Linked DNA regions of Homo sapiens: region 2 is linked to region 1. A link is a loop called in an ENCODE intact Hi-C map of the cell type or tissue named here. Cell type or tissue: heart left ventricle. All regions are shown on one strand. Links, peaks and the distances in the headings refer to the core of each region. The heading gives the core; the rest is flanking DNA.

The links. A loop is a pair of places that touch in the nucleus more often than their neighbours do. Peaks named below come from ENCODE experiments on the same cell type or tissue, not always from the same donor. Only the 100,000 strongest peaks of a DNase experiment are listed, where the experiment ranks them.
Region 2: it touches region 1 in a loop (4-fold over the local background); 3 of 110 quality-filtered maps call a loop at or near these places.

What each region holds. Positions count from the first base shown.
Region 1 is chr21:46,374,609-46,382,921 of GRCh38, reverse strand. PCNT (pericentrin) reads right to left here. Exons shown (of 47, transcript NM_006031.6): 16 at 1,082-1,228. Among named protein-coding and RNA genes, the nearest start is that of PCNT, 55 kb to the right of the region's middle. RefSeq lists an enhancer at 3,364-4,144. In heart left ventricle, for the core only: no CTCF peak of the experiment used is centred there; no DNase peak of the experiment used is centred there; H3K27ac peaks cover 9 bases.
Region 2 is chr21:46,418,895-46,427,207 of GRCh38, reverse strand. PCNT (pericentrin) reads right to left here. Exons shown (of 47, transcript NM_006031.6): 32 at 5,084-5,238; 33 at 1,237-1,377. It also overlaps the pseudogene RPL18AP2. Among named protein-coding and RNA genes, the nearest start is that of DIP2A, 36 kb to the left of the region's middle. RefSeq lists enhancers at 1-241, 242-743, 4,357-4,862, 4,863-5,369, 5,370-5,876. In heart left ventricle, for the core only: no CTCF peak of the experiment used is centred there; DNase peaks (open chromatin) are centred at 687 and 1,407.

The sequences.
Region 1 (8,313 bases), core at 3,934-6,433:
CCGCCACTGAATGCACAACACCGTGAATGCGCTTCCGCCACTGAATGCACAACACCATGAATGGGCTTCCGCCACTGAACGCACAACACCGTGAATGCGCTTCCGCCACTGAATGCACACCGTGAATGCGCTTCTGTCACTGAATATACAACACGGTGAATGCGCTTCCGCCACTGAATGCACAGCACTGTGAATGCGCTTCCGCCACTGAATATACAACACTGTGAATGCGCTTCCGCCACTGAACGCACACCGTGAATGCGCTTCCGCCACTGAACGCACAACACCGTGAATGCGCTTCCGCCACTGAATGCACAACACCGTGAATGCGCTTCCGCCACTGAATATACAACACCGTGAATGTGCTTCCGCCACTGAACTATGCACAACACTGTGAATGAGCTTCTGCCACTGAATGCACAACACCGTGAATGCGCTTCCGTCACTGAATATACAACATGGTGAATGCGCTTCCGCCACTGAATATACAACACCGTGAATGCGCTTCTGCTGCTGAATGCACAGCACTGTGAATGCGCTTCCGTCACTGAATATACAACACTGTGATTGCGCTTCCGCCACTGAATATACAACACTGTGAATGCGCTTCCACCACTGAATGCACAACACCATGAATGCGCTTCCACCACTGAATGCACAACACCGTGAATGGGCTTCCGCCACTGAATGCAGAACACTATGAATGCGCTTCCGCCACTGAATCTACACTATGAATGCGCTTCCGCCACTGAATCTACACTATGAATGCGCTTCCGCCACTGAATGCACAACACCGTGAATGTGCTTCTGCCACTGAATGCAGAACACTATGAATGCGCTTCCGCCACTGAATATACAACATGGTGAATGCGCTTCCGCCATTGAATGCACAACACCGTGAATGCGCTTCCGCCACTGAATCTACAACACTGTGAATGCGCTTCCGCCACTGAATGTACAACACTATAAATGCACAACACCATGAGTGCACTCCTGCCACTGAACTGTGCACTGAAATAAAGTGAAAATGATTTTTATGCTATACACGTCTTATCACAAGGGAACAGCGTATTCCACACACCTGCTGGACTTGGTGATTCTTCTTTTGAAGCTGCAGAGACAAAGACTCTTTCTCCTCTTGGTGAAAAGGCTGTGCCTGTGCACTCTGAAGCCGAAGTGTCTCCTCTTTTTCATGCAAAGCAGTTTTCTTTTCACTTCCAAATTCACCCTGTACACATCAATAACAATAAAAAATACCAGTAAGCTAGAAAAATACTTTCTTTGCTGTTAGCCGGAATTCAGCACATTCAGCAGATATGCATGGAGCCCCCACTCTGCACCAAGAGCCGGGATGAGCCAGACCACAGCCCCCATCAAAGAAAACATGGGTTCAAGGACTTCACTGGGAACACAAAGTCCTGGTTTCGGGGATAAAACACTTAAGGAGACACAAGTTCGCACTGGTGACAGCTGCGTGTCATAAGCAACTGCTCACTACCATTCCCAAATGGCTCCTGTAACATCTTTAAGAGTCACACTAAGAAGTTCACCATCAAGGAATTACAGCCATGAAAACCCAAGATATTTGGAAACCTAGGTTCCTTCCCTTTTAAAAGATTAAACCTTCTTTCTAAATAACAAAACCTTTTAAATAAGGTTCAATAGATGAATTCTATACACACACACACACACACACACACACACACACACACACACACACACACAGAGATTTTTTTTTTTTTTTTTTGGAAGGACTCTTCTCTGTCACCCAGGCTGGAATGCAGTGGTGTGATCTCAGCTCACTACAACCTCTGTCTCCCAGGTTCACGGGATTCTCTTGCCTCAGTCTCCCGAGTAGCTGGGATTATAGGCGCCTGCCACCACACTCAACTAATTTTTGTAATTTTTCTTTTAGTAGAGATAGGGTTTCTACCAAAACCTGTTGGCCAGGCTAGTCTGAAACTCCTGACCTCAAGTGATCCACCCACACTGGCCTCCAAAAGTGCTGGGATTACAGGTGTGAGCCACTGCACCCGGCCAATTAAATTAATGAAATAAGCTTATTTTTTTAAACTTCCAGAGGTAGCACTTCTAGAATGGCAAAGTAAGGACCTCCAAAATCTGTTCCTCTATAAAAGAAAAAGTGGTAAAAACCATCAAAACCAGTGTTTTCAGAGCTGTGGAAATCTGGTCAGGTTTGCAATCATCCGAAGAGTGTTTATGGAAAACACAGGCTGAGTGTCCATAAGAACAAACTTCAGGTGCTTAACTTTGCCCTGACTCCATATCTCCTCTCCAATCTAACAGCCCTGAAAACCAGTAGCTGCTGGGGTGGGGTGGGGGACAGAATGGATTTGGAGCACCCCAAAATTTCCATGCACAACTGCCCGAGCCCACCTGCCGGGCACCTTGCTGCCGTGACTGGGTCAGAGCTCTCGGTGTCAAAAATTCTACCCAGGGTTGGCCGGGCGCGGTGGCTCACGCCTGTAATCCCAGCACTTTGGGAAGTCAAGGCGGGCAGATCACAAGGTCAGGAGATCGAGACCATCCTGGCTAACATGGTGAAACCCCATCTCTACTAAAAATACAAAAATTAGCTGGGTGTGGTGGTGGGCACCTGTAGTCCCACCTACTCGGGAGTCTGAGGCAGGAGAATGGTGTGAACCTGGGAGGCAGAGCTTGCAGTGAGCCTAGATTGCGCCACTGCACTCTAGCCTGGGCGACAGAGACTCTGTCTCAAAAAAAAAAAAAAAAAAAAAAAAAAAAAAAAAAAAAATCTACCCCAGGGCACCGGTTGGAAACAGTCAGTGTCAAGTGTTTAATAGCCGCACTGCCCACAGTAGAGAAACCAGTTGGGACTAATAAGGGACTGCCAGAAAAACAAAAGAAAACACTTGAGAATGCGATGTCCACAGGGGCCTCTGGAAAGCTCTGACATCTTCTGGGACTCTACAAGGTGTGAACACGTGCAGGGCTGTGCCCACGCTGGAAAGGCCCAAGAGGTCCTGGGCCGGCTGCAGTGACCATGTGGCTTGGCACAGCAGGGGTGAAGGCCAGGGCCAGGCTGTCCACCGCCCGCCAGAGCCCTGAGGGCACAATGCACGCAGGGCCCTCAGCAGAGAGAAAGACTGAAATAGAGCTCCCTTGACATCTGGAGCTGAAAAATACAATCACAGAAAAAAAAATTCACTAGAGAGGGGTTCGGCAGCAGACTCGAGCAGGCAGAAGACAGAATTCACACGCTGGAAGATAGGTCAATTAAGACGATCCAGTCAGGGAACAGAAAGAAACATGAAGAAAACTCAGCAGTCTCCAAGGCCTGTGGGGCACCCTCAAGCCAGACAGAGGGAGAGAAAAGGGCAGAGGAACCCTTGAAGACACGACGGCCAAAAACCTCCCAAATTTGATGAAAATAACAATAATAATAAAAATAATAATCCCCACATACAAGCTCAATGAACTCCAAGTAGGACAAACTGACAGAGACCCACACTTCACCCATCACAGCCAAACCTCAGCAGGGTTCAGGACAAAGCTTGAGGCCAGCCAGTGCACAGCAGGTATATGGGTGCCGCTCAAGACACGTAGCCCCAGGAAGATGGGTGCGGCTCACGACACGCGGCCCGGGAAGACGGGCGCGGCTCACGACACGCAGCCCAGGAAGACGGGCGCAGCTCACGACACGCAGCCCCGGATGACAGGGGAGGCAGCGGAGAGCCCACGCAGCACTGAAGGAAAAGCCTGGATCTTGAAGTCCACATCCAGGAAATGATCTCTCAAGGATGAAGGAGAAATTAAGACATTCCCACAAAAACAAAAGCTAAGAGGATTCATCACTAGCAGACCTGTCCTTCAAGAAATCCCAGAGGAAGTCCTTCGGGCTGAAACATAAGGCACCAGACCTGAATTTCCAGGAAGAAACGAGCAGCAGTAGTGCAGGTAACGACACAGAGAAAACAGGAGACAAAACAACATGGCTTTTGTTTACAATTCTTCTTCCTCCTGGTTTAAAAGACACGTGCATAAAGTAACGAGCACAAAAAGATAGAAAGATGTGGTTGGTACGACAATATGAGCACAAAGGGCAGACGAGGGAATGATGCTACATTAGCAAATGGTTTTGTAAACTTTTAAAATTAAGTTGGTATTAATCCAAACCAGATTGTTAGAAGGTGCTTGCTGTAACGCTCAGGGCAAGCGCTAAGAAAATAACTCAATATATATCAGTCCCCTTTGTCTGCGGTTTCAGTTACTTGTGTTCAACGTCATTTTGAAAATATCGTATGAAAAATTCCAGAAGTAAACAACTCTTATGAGTGTTAAACTGCCTGCCCCCAAGCTGAACGGTGTGAGGAAATCTCGCAGGCCAGGCCGGGGGTCATCCTTCTGTCCGGCGTTATCCACGTGGCAAGCACTACCTGCCCACACGCAGGCATCTCGGTGATCAGACCAACTGTCACAGCATCACAGTGCCTGTGTTCAAGTCACCTTTACTTCATTTAATAACGGCCCCAAAGCGCAAGAGAGGCCGTTCAATTGCAATGCTGCAATTCAGACGTGCCAGAGACACCATAGAGTGATGCCTTTCAGTTAAAAGTTGATGACGGAGCAATTCAGATATGCCAGAGACACCACAGGGTGATTCCTTTAAGGTAAAAGTTGATGACAGGTATGTATAGACAAAAACAGCATATAAGGGGTTCAGAACCATTCACGATTTCAGGCACCCACTGGGGGTCTTGGAATGCATCCCCTGTGGGTAAGGGGCGACCACCGTATGGTAAAGGAAACATCAAGGAAATTAAAGTGAAAAAAGGCAGTAATGGAGGAATACAGAACAAAAAGGGCATAAGATATGCAGAAAACACATACCAAGCAAGTATTGACACATGCTACAACGTGCGCCAACCTGGGAAACACACAAAGTGAAAGCCGCGGACACCGAGGGCACACGCTGAGTCTATGTACGTAGGACGCCCACAGGTACGGCAAGCAGACGGCACATCACCAGGCATGGGGGAGAAGGGAGAATGGGGAGTTTCTTGTTTTCTTCCTTAATTTTCATTGATTATCTTTTGAGACAACGTTTTGCTGTCATGCAGCCTGGAGTGCAGTGGTGCGATGTCAGCTTGCTACAGCTTCAACCTTCTGGGCTCCAGTGGTCCTCCCACCTCAGCCTCTGAGTAGCTGGAACTATATGGGCACGCCAACATGCCAGGCTAATTTTTTTATTTTTAGTATTTTTTTATTTTTGGTCTTGAACTCCTGGGCTCCAGCAATCCTCCTGCCTCAGCCTCCCAAGGTGCTGGGACTATAGGCACGAGCCACTGGGGGTTTCTTTTTGAGGTGATGAAATATTTTAGAATAAACTTTTCTCAGCTCTAAGATAAGTGATGACAGATTCTTGGTAGAAAAGGTGTGTTACACAGCAGATTTAAATATAAAAAGGCCTGACAAAAGTTGCCTAGAAAAAGCTCAGTTTTAAGACAATGAAATTATTTTGTGTTTTGACTTGGCATGTGAAAAGGTAACTGATAAAGTAAGTTTTTTGTATCTACTTAGCAGGCAGGAAAGGACAGCACGAAGCCCATGTCCTCAGCAGTGGGACCTGCTGCTCCGGGACCTGCTGCTCCAGAACATCTGGGGTGGATTGCCGGCTCCCGCTCCCTGCCCAGCACGGCCAGGAGGGCTGAGGGCTGGGGCTCCACCAGCTTCAGGAGGAGGAAGACGTCAACAATGAGTGAGTGCCTTTTCTGAAGTAACTGGGGCAACAGTTTCAATAAACACATGGAAGCCCTGACACCAGAAATGACCTTTATTCTCTACCTTTTTTTGTGTGATAAGCCATGGGGAGGAAAAGGATAAAGGATCGGGTGCCCCCCGCGCCGGCCTGGAACTTGCTGAGGTGCCAGGTGGGCTGTGCATCTGCATCTTAGTCACAGGGACCAGAAACGGGTTCGCACGGCACAACACTGAAGTCACTCGCAAGGTCTCAAGGCCATTTGGAATGTGAGTACAGTTCACTTTAATCAACTTTCTCTCCTGGATTTGATTTAGTTCCATCTGTTTGAAAGGAAGGACTTAAGATTAACTTCTGAGCTGTGCACACTACAAAGTTTCCAAAGAACTTTAATTACCTTGCTGATACCCCAACCATCAGCAGTGCGTCTCCTGGGGGACAGACGCATTGATCCGGACCAACAGCCAGGGAGGGGGCAGCGGGCCAGGAGTAAGAGGTCCAAACAGGGATGCTGGTTCAGTGTACACCAACCACAAAACGCTGGTGAATTCAAGAACAAAACCCCAAATGCCAATGCACCCGGCAGGACAGAGGCCAAGGGACTGGGAAAACAGGAAAATTAATCCTCAAGACCAGGCGCCACCATGGTGCCCACAACAGCTCATGCTCAGACACAGTGGACGGGCTCCTCAGGCCCAGCCAGGCACAGATCAGGCGCTTCCCTCCTGGCATCCACAGCGTCAGCCTGTGGGGCCCGAGGGCAAACCTCTGCGCTCCCGGTGCCCAGCAAAGGATGTGGCAAGAGTCCAAGGCTGAAATCAGTGGTCCTTTGAACATCTTTCTGAGCCACAGACTACTTACTCTCTTTGGACAAAAATCTCTCATAGAGGCCTACCGTGTAACAATGAGAAAATCAAACTTCTGTTTGAGGCCAACACGGGAGCCCAAGAACATTGGACACCCCCAGAGCCTGCGGAGCCTGGCCTAAGCTCCAGGCGTCCCAAACTACGCCCCACTCAGGAGCACAGCTGGTGCCACGCTCTAGCCCCGCGGCCTCCGGGATCCCAGAGTCACACACTGCAGACGGAGAGGGTAGAGGGCAGGCTCCACAGAGAACCCCAGCCAGGGAGTGCCAACACTGCACGCAGCCCACCAGGACGCCCGGGCATGGCAGACAGAGGTGGCGCTCCCTCCACCCACTGGCAGCTGGAAGCTCCATGTGTGCAGTCTTGACCTTCGCTTTGTTTCAAGGCACAGCACCACCCGCAGGTACCGCCTCGCACCCAGGGGAGCCACCCTAACTGTCCACGCTTGGCCCTGTCCTGCCTGCACACTCTCAGGCCTTCGGCAGACCTGCAGAGGACGTAGGAGGTGGTGGAGGCCAAATGAGGCGGCTCCCCGCGGGGGGACAGCCCCCAGGAGACGTCGGGCAGGGCTGGGCAGGTCACAGGCATGCAGGCCCAGCAGTGAGACGGCCAGTGCCCCACATGTGATCCCTCAGGCCCAGGGCCTCGGCTCGGCCACAATGTCGAGCAGAAGCGTGCGTCCTCAGCCACCCCCTCAATCTGACCGGGCCGGCTCAAAGGAGATTTTCTTCCTGCAACCCCCTGGCAGAGGCTCTAGCCTGGAATAAAACTCTTTAAATTGACCATGTTCTTCTAAGCTGTGAGGTCAGTATCAAAAAAGACGTTTCAAAAAAAGTTATTTTCAGGTTTTTCTAAAATCCACACAATTATAGAAAAATATCACATATGTTTTAATCATAAGTAAGTGGCATGCACAGAGAATACCAATGTCAGAAGGCAAAGACATTCAATTGAGAACGCATTTAGGACATTCAAATGCTATCTAAACCAACGTTAATATTATCTTAATATTAAAATAATTAACCTATGAATAGATTTGGGTTTTCAATCCGAGAAAAGATGACACCGCCTTGAGCATCCCACACCGGCCGCATGCGATTCACTTCTGCACTCAGCTCTGCGTCGTGTTACCAGCACAGGCGGGGCAGGGCAGGGCAGGGGAATCTTATGGGATACATACTTCTATCAAAAAGAAATCAAGCTTACGTTTTCAGAGGACTTTCCTCACAACCAAACTCTCAAGGGCGGTATCCCGGAAAGTAATCCAATCACCCCACAAGTGTAGGTCAAGTCACACTGCTGACAAGTGACTGCTGTTCCAACAGGTGCAAAGATATTTGAGGCTCAGATAAAGCATCGCCGCGGGGAAGAACAGGACATCCCAGCTATTCTGGGACAATGACCCAAAACACTCCCGTCAGGGCTTGGCAGGGCTCTGTGTAACTTTTTTTTTTTTTTTTTTTTTTGAGACGAAGTTTTGCTCTTGTTGCCCAGGCTGGAGTGCAACGGCACGATCTTGGCTCACCACAACCTCCACCTCCCAGGTTCAAGCGATTCTCTTGCCTCAGCCTCCCGAGTAGCTGGGATTACAGGTATGTGCCACCATGGCTGGCTAGTTTTGTATTTTTAGTAAAGACAGGGTTTCTCTGTGTTGGTCAGGCTGGTCTCGAACTCCCAACCTCAGGTGATGCACCCGCCTCGGCCTCC
Region 2 (8,313 bases), core at 230-2,729, 48 kb before region 1:
GCCATCATGAGCACAGAAGAGACTGAAAAAGACGATAAAGTAAGGTCAGGAAAATGTCAGCAAAGCTCCTTCCCTCTTTTCCTGCTGCTGTGCCTTCAAGGCCCAGGGCCTGGAGGGGACCTAAGGCTGCAAGGGGCTACCCGCTGGTCCCCAGGGGCAGCGTGCAGCACCAATGAGCCTCCTGAATGCCAGCCAGGCTGCCGCTCGCACACAACCAGGGCCTGCTGGAGGGGCGAGCGGAGGCGGGTGGGGCTGACCCTCCCACCGGCTCTCCATGGCACCAGCACACCCTGTGCGTTCCAGGCACAGGGAGAAAGCCCTTCCCTCCCTCACAAAGCTTTGATCCCAGTCAGAGGCAGGCACAGGGGCAGGACAGGGTGGGCACGGAGATGGGAGGGAGCGTGATGGGAGTTGGCACCCACTCCACAACCTCCACAAGCCCTGGTGATGGAAGCAGACAGGCAGGGAGATGGGGAGGACTTGGGGAAAAGTGGGGTGCGGGGTCGACAGCACAGAGGTGAGGCCCTGAGGTCCAGTTGCTGGGGCTTGGGGTGTGGAGGGGGAGGTAGGAGAGACCCAAGGGGAGGAATGAGGCCGGAGGGCAAGTCACCCGAGTGGCAGGAGGAGAGGCCCTGGGGGACAAGTGCTGGAATGGGCCGAGTCCGCAGGGCCACATGGCCAGGAGGGACCACTCTCAGCCTCCCCGCAGGCTCACACAGGGCACAGGCCTGAAAGCCCTGAGCCCTTCTGCCCCCCACACACCTCCACGTCCCGCAGGGAACCTGCCCCGAGAGCCTGCGCTGGCTGTGGGAGATGGGAAGGCCTCCCCAGGGTTCTTGGACCTCAGTCTTTTTGGCCGTGCTAAAAAAAATCCTAGGCCAGGCACGGTGGCTCATGCCTGTAATCCCAGCACTTTGGGAGGCTGAGGCGGGTGGATCACAAGGTCTGGAGTTCAAGACCAGCCTAGCTAAGATGGTGAAAGCCCGTCTCTACTAAAAATACAAAAATTAGCTGGGCATGGTGGCATGCACCTGTAATCCCAGCTACTCGGGAGGCTGAGGCAGAGAACTGCTTGACCCGGGGTGGTGGAGGTTGCAGTGAGCCGAGTCTCAAAAAAAAAAAAAAAAAAAAAAAAAAAGAAAGAAATCCTAGTGTCCACGTGGCCCTAAGGACGCGGCCATTACCACAAGCTCCTTAAATCCTTTGGAAAAGAAGTGTGTGAAGGGCAAAATAAACCTGCGTCTTTCCCCCATGGAGCGAGATGTCCTGTATCTCGTCTTCCTTCCGGGGTGGGTGTGGCTCGCCGCTTGGGGGTGCAAGGCCTTCTGACAGCGCCAGGATCTGGTGGCTCTCGTCACGCACCATCTGCAGTAAAGCCTGTGGCGGGAAAGCGCGTCAGAAGGGAGTTGCCTGCCACCCCACACAGCCACGCTCTACACCACCTGCGGCCCCGAGCTGCCGCCAGGACTCTGTGAAGGGCGGGCAGCTGTGGAGAGGGAGGGCACCGCCTCGGCTTCGTACAGGCGGCACCCACTTCTCAAGCTACAAGGTTTTCAAGCCCACCTCTCCCGACCTTCAGAGAGACAACACGGAAGCCAGGCTTGGAGTGAATTTCTCTATAAGCCACTCCAAAGATGGCCCCGCCACTTCCTCCACTCCACCTGCTCCCTGAGGGGGACACCGTCCCCCGCCTAAGCCTGGACAAAGCTCAGGGCAGGGCTTTAGGCCAATGTCCACAGCGAGATCACAAACATATCACACACTCCCTGCCCACCTGGGACGCTACGAGAAGGCCACACGATGGCCACCCAGGAGGCCTCTGTGCGTGGTCCGGCTGAGGCCAGTGCCGACCACCAGCGTGGGGTGAAGCTGCCTGTGCTGGGCACGGGGAGCAGAGAAAACCATCCCCAGCAGGCCCTGCCCACAGGTCTGTGAACACGAGGCGGCTGCTTTATCCCACCGATTACGCAGCAGCTGGTGTCCGGACACACACTTGACTGTCTCGCCAGAGAGGCTGAGGGGTAAGCAGACGGCCCTATGGAGAAGCTGGTGTCACGACCAGCCTAGAGCCCAGAGCCCAGAGGCTCAGCGCGGTCACCACCACATGAGCACACACCCAAGCACAGGACACGTCTGCATAAAAACCTGAAGAGAAAAATAATCTAATAAAGTCCAAAAAGAGGGAAATGCAAAATGAGGCAATGATGAAGCCTACGACGGGTGTGACTGACTGAAAATAGGCTTTCCTGTAATTTTAACGATATGCCAAAAAAGGTCAAATATTAACACTAAAGTGTGAAACCAAATTGCACACTATGTTCATCTCTAACAACTGAAAACACTTTTACTTTAAACATAACGTATGTGGCACAGGATGGATGCAAACTGAGGTCTGCGGCAGAGCAGGGTGGGGTTGAGGGGAGCGGGGTGGTGCGGGGAGGAGCGGAGACGGGGGGAGCAAGGCCGTGGCTGGGGGAGCAGGGTTGGGGGGGGCGCAGTGGGAGCAGGGCCGGGGGAGCAGGGCGGCGGGCAGGCCCTGAAGCTGCTTGGCCCCTCTCTTCCAGCTGCAGAGGACAGGCCATTTCCTTCTTTTTAATATGCTTTTCTAGATTCTGTATAGAGGAGAAAATGCATTTTAAAAAACATCTCTTACAAAGAAGAGATGCAGAGGCCCTGGGCCACAGCTTCCCGCCAGGTGACACGGGGCCCTTGCAGGTGGGTTCCCGTGAGGCCGGGAAGTGGGGCAGAGACCAGTGGGTACCTTAGAACATGGCCTGTGAGGCAGCCTGGGGGGTCCCACAGACACAATCACTAGGGCTGAGAAGGTTCTGCCATCTCCACACTCAGGACCAGGCGGCTCTGCCTGTCAGCAGTGGTGGTGGTGGCAGCGGCGGAGGCAGGGGAGTCCTCATTTCCTGAGCTCCAGCACCTACCCTGCCCACTTATGGCTCAATTCCAGGCACGGCCAGAGGTGGCCAAGAGTGGCCGGGGCCCCACCCGTGCTCAGGACCTCTCAGCCTCCTCAGCATAGGGACCACAGGGGCTATTAGAGCGTCGACCACACTCTTGGCGTCTGTGGCTGCATCTGAGCAGTGGGTGTCCCCCACGCGCCTGGAGCCACCTCCAAGTGGGGCAAGCACCCAGCTCCACTCAGTTCCCCACTGCGGCGTCAGTGTGGGCACAACCCCAGGGCTCCACACTCTAAAACACAGGCCAGAAATTAAGACAATAAAGGAAAACCCTGAGTTTGAAACAGTCTGAGACATCCATGAAAAAAACTCCTTGTGATTTTCAACTGGACTTGGGACCTTTCAAAGCTGGAGGTGCTCCCTGGACAGCAGTTCCTCCTCTTCCTCCTCCTCCCCTCTCCCCTCCCCCTCCCCCTCCTCCCCTCCCACTCCCCCTTCTCTTCCTCCTCCCCTCCCCCTCCTCATCCCCCTCCCTTCTCTTCCTCCTCCTCCCCTCTTCCCCTCCCCCTCCCCTTCTCTTCCTCCTCCTCTCCCCCTCCTCCTCTGCTTCGCAGCTGCTGCCTCAAGGGCTACAGGAGGCCTTTCCTGCCTTTTGTGCTTTTCTTTTTAAATTATGAAACCTAAGTATGAAGAGTTAACATTAATCAAATTTATTCCTTAAAAATCAGGAATTCTAATATTAGGTTGTTTTCCATAGGAAACACTAACAGAAACATCTCCTTGACGTTTTATATTGTATAAAAATTTGAGGCCAGGCGCTGTGGCTCACACTGTAATCCCAGCACCTTGGGAGGCTGAGGTGGGCAGATTACTTGAGCTCAGGAGCTCAAGACCAGCCTGGGTAACATGGCAACACTCCATCTTTACAGAAAATACAAAAATTAGCTGGGTGTGGTGGCTCACGCCTGTAATCCAAGCTGCTTGGGAGGCTGAGGTGGGAGGATCGTTTGAGCCCAGGAGGCAGAGGTTGCAGTGAGCTGTGACTGCACTGCTGGGTGACAGAGTGAGACTCTGTCTCACCAAAAAAAAAAAAAGGAAATGCAAAGAAGATATAAAAAACTGATTAAAAAAAAAATCTCCAATTTCCATGTTTAAGAAAGTAAAATAAGTTTTTTTATTTTAATGAAAAAAAGAGGTTTAACTGACTCAGTTCTGACAGAGAGGGGTCTTACTATGTTGCCCAGGCTGGTCTTGAACTCCTGGGCTCCAACGATCCTCCTGTCTCAGCCTCCCGAAGTGCTGGGATCATAGGCATGAGCCACCGTGCCCAGCCAAATAAAGTAAAACAAGTTTTATTCTGAATGCAGTAAGTCCTCACTTAACGTCATGGATGGGTTTTGGAAACCGCGACTTTTAAACGCATGTAACAAAGGCACCCTCAGGGCCCTCTGAGACAACGGGAGCTGCGGCCAGCAGCACAGGAGTGTCCTTCCTACAAGGTCAGTTTCCAGGAACCTCGGGGCAACGCTAAGTGAGGACTTACTGCGCAGTCTCAGAAGAGGTTTCACTGATGTGAAGACTGTTTTGTTTGGGAATATGTTTACCACTTGACTAAGCTCCTGTAGTGGCATCATTCTATCACTCACTTGTTTAGCCAAGTTTTTGTCAATGGTTTTGCCATAAAATGATCTGCTAAACTGGGAGAGGAAAGAAAACCTATGAAAAGTTCCACAAAATTCTGCCTTCAAGGTTGATTCCAAGGAGGCTGAGTGGCTTCTCTCCCATCGTCTGAAGAGAACTCGGCTCAGTCCTAGAGCACTGCGGCGTCTGGTGCCTCGGCTTCTCTACAGGGCACAGGCAGGAGGGAGGCACAGGCGGGAGAGAGGCACAGGCCGGCTCTGCGACTCGGGGCAACACCACCTGCCCACGGGCTCACAGGACCCTCCCTGCCCAGATGGGAGGCGGCCACCTAAGGGGCCAGTGCAGGGCTGGGTGGGCGGCTTCCGGGGCCACCGTGGGGCTGCCTCCCGTGAGTCATTAAAATGCAGGTGCTCAGAGGCACCCAGGAAAAGCTGGCCCTCCAAGGCTCTCCCCGGCAAGGCAGGACACAGGGCTTGGGGGATGCCCCGAGGCTGCACATGTGAAGCTGTGAGGGCCGCCCCTGCCAGCCATACCTTCACGTGCTTCGGACGCACTTCCTTCTCCTTCATGGCTTCCGGCAGCGGCTGAAACCTTCCAGAGATGGAAGCAGGGGTCACAGGACCAGCAGTTTGAGCCTCAGGGCCTCCTGACCCCGGGCTCAGTCTTGCTCCAAAACCCGAGCCGTCACCTAAAAACACCACAGGGTCAGGGTCCCACCCACAGCTCTCCAGGGGGTTCCCCAGGGGACGCACTGCAGAGGCAGGACAGGGGTGATCGGCCCGCAGTCCCCAGCGACAACCACACCGTGATTCTGCTCACGGAGAAAACACTGATGGCCCCAAAAATGCTTCATAAAAACATAACCCTGGTGAGAAAGACGCACGTCAAGTAAGAAAACGCAACTTCACAGGTTGAGAACATCACCTGAGTCCCTGATTCCAGCGCCAATCTTAGGGGACCTCTGCTCACTTCTCCAGACGTGGCCCCCAAAGACTCCACAAAACCCAGATGGCCTGGGCAAGCTCAAGAGCAGCGGGACGTGCGGGGCCTGCACCCTCCACGCCAGCCACGGAGATAAGGCAGGCAGCGGACGGGCATCCAATGACTGCTCAGGAAACGCTGACCGTGCCTGCCATGGGGTCCCTGCGGTGCAGCTCCTGTGTCAGGTGGGCATGGGGTCTCAAGGAGGAAAATTCAAAACCTCCCAGGGCCCTGGTCCATCCCAGAGACCTGCAGCTGCGCCAGCCCACAGGGAGGGGGGCGCTTTGGAAACTGAGGCAGGATCGTGTAAGGGACACGAGACCCAGACGAGGAGGAGGCGCCCTGGAAAAAGGGTGTTAGACTTCAAAACAGGAGGATGAGGATGCCAGCGAGACGGGGCCCCCGTGTGGACAAAGCTCCCTGGGGAGCGGAGGCTGCAGCACTTGGGCACCTGGGGGATGATGCCCCGGCACAGCCTGCTGAGCAGAGGGCACACTGGGGAGGAGTAGAGGCCAACGATGCAGGCAGAGTACAACCTCAGAGGATGACGATGACCCCCTCAGAGAAATAACGGGCACGTCATTCACAAAATGAACCAACAAAGTGCTTTTTGTGAGTGGCGGCAAGTGCCGAGAGAGCAGCATGAAGGCCTCAGGAGCAGTGCAAGGGTGCAGGGTGCTGGGTTGCTGCCTGTACCCCTCAAAATGCCTCAGGCCACCCACCGCCTGCAAATCTTTGTGTCTAATAATGGTGCCAAGTCCTACTTCTGCCCTGTGTATCTCAGCTAAAGATGACAACGAAGAAATCTTTGGGGAAATCATCTACTTCAGGTGTTTGAGAAATCTCTGAGGGTGAAGGATGTTGCATCTGCCTGAGCTGCGGCTCCCACAGCGTGTACCAGGAACTCTGGGATGTGACTGCTGCGGACACTGTCACCCAGTGCCACCGAGACATGGGTGCCCAGCACCATGCCCCAGCCCACTCCATCCAGAGGAGATCACAGCCAGCAGGTGCCGCCAGCGGGTGGTCAGAGCTCCACAAGTCCAAGACCACATTCCCCATTGTCCCACTGGACCCTGTGCCTTCAGCACAAACCATGCTTCACCTCGGAGCCCAACACCTTCCTTCAGGTGCAGGGACCTCTCACCTGGCTGTGCCCAAAATAAACTCAAGAACGCCCTCCAAAAAAGAAAGAAACCAAGGAGCTAAAGCTAAAGGAGAGAGGAACAGTTAGGATAAGAAAGATTTCTGAGAAATTTAAAATATGAGCACAGAAACAGAACACTCAGCACAAATGTTGAAAAATAAAGTTCTAAAGAAAACCTCTTAGAAATGAGAACAAAAATAAAAGAAGTAGAAATAAGGAAAGAAAATTTGACAATCAATCTTGGAGGCCTGATATAGTTGAATAACAGGAATTACAAAAAGAAGAGAGAAAATCATAGGATACGTGAATGGAGGAAGGACGAACGAGGAGGAAATCCTCCACCCCGACCGCGCAGGCCTCCAAGGTCGCGTGTCACTGGAGGGCGCAGGCACAGAGGCGGCGGACACCCTGACCGCGCAGGCCCCTCAAAGGTTGTGCGTCACTGGAGGGCGCGGGCACAGAGGCAGTGGACAGGCACGCGATACCTTCCAACCCAAGTGTCTGCACCCAGCCAACCAACCGACAACCACCAGGGAGACGAGGAAGTTCTCAAAAACAAGCACCTACCAGACACCTTTTCTACAGAGGCTTCTGGGGACATGTTTCCTTAAAAAAGAGGGGGCTGGCCAGGCGCAGTGGCTCATGCCTGTAATCCCAGCACTTTGGGAGGCTAAGGTGGGAGGATGACTTGAGTACGGGAGGTGGAGGCTGCAGTGAGTCGAGACTACGCCACTGCACTCCAGCCTGCGTGAGAGAGCAAGACCCTGTCTCGGTAAATAAGAGACCGTTGAGGAGGGGCAAGGGGCCGCCTGGGAGCCCCTGAGAGTTGTTGGGGAAGCACCTGCTGTGCTTGGAAGGCTTGGATGACATTCACCTGGACACTGTGTGCGAGGACAGCAGTGAAGCACACAGGAGAAACTGAGCCAAGAAAAACAAAAGTGGCTCGAGGGGGACGCACGCTCCCAGCGGCTCTGCTGGAACACGGGGCGCGTCCTTTAAGGGCAAACCTTGGCTGTGACAGCACAGGGCGTGCAGACTGCACCTCGTGTAGCAAGGGGCGTGTGGCGAGGGGCTAGGAGGGCTGAAGATGCCACTTTAAACAGCAAATAGAGTTTGAAAATAAAGCAAATACGAGAAGACATTTCTGAGAGTTGAATGTGGCATCCCCAGGGAGCTGCAGTCCTGAGTGGGGAGCTGGGACACAGGCTGCTCAGGAAACGGTCCCCTCAGCACCCATAACTGTCACCCTGCGTGCTCACTATTCATCAAATAAATAAAAACAAAATTAAAAAGCTGCTGGCCCTACTCTGCAAATACTAAAATTTCTAATTAAATTGTGACCATGTTCTCAAAAAACACTAAATCGCTGAAAAATCCAACAGATTTTTTAAAAAGTTAGAGCACCTCAAAAGGTGACTGACTTGTAAAAAGACAACAATTATAGAAAAAGTTATGAAATGAAAAAAAGGACGGTGTGGCAGGTAACCGCCACAACAACTGATGCGGGCCAGGGCAACCAAGGGAGGCTGAGACCAGTGGGCGTGAGCATGAGAGGGAAGAGAATACTCAGTCTCCGCATCTCCCACAGAAGGAGGTGGAGGAAACCTGGCAGGCACCATCACAGACAAAGGCCCA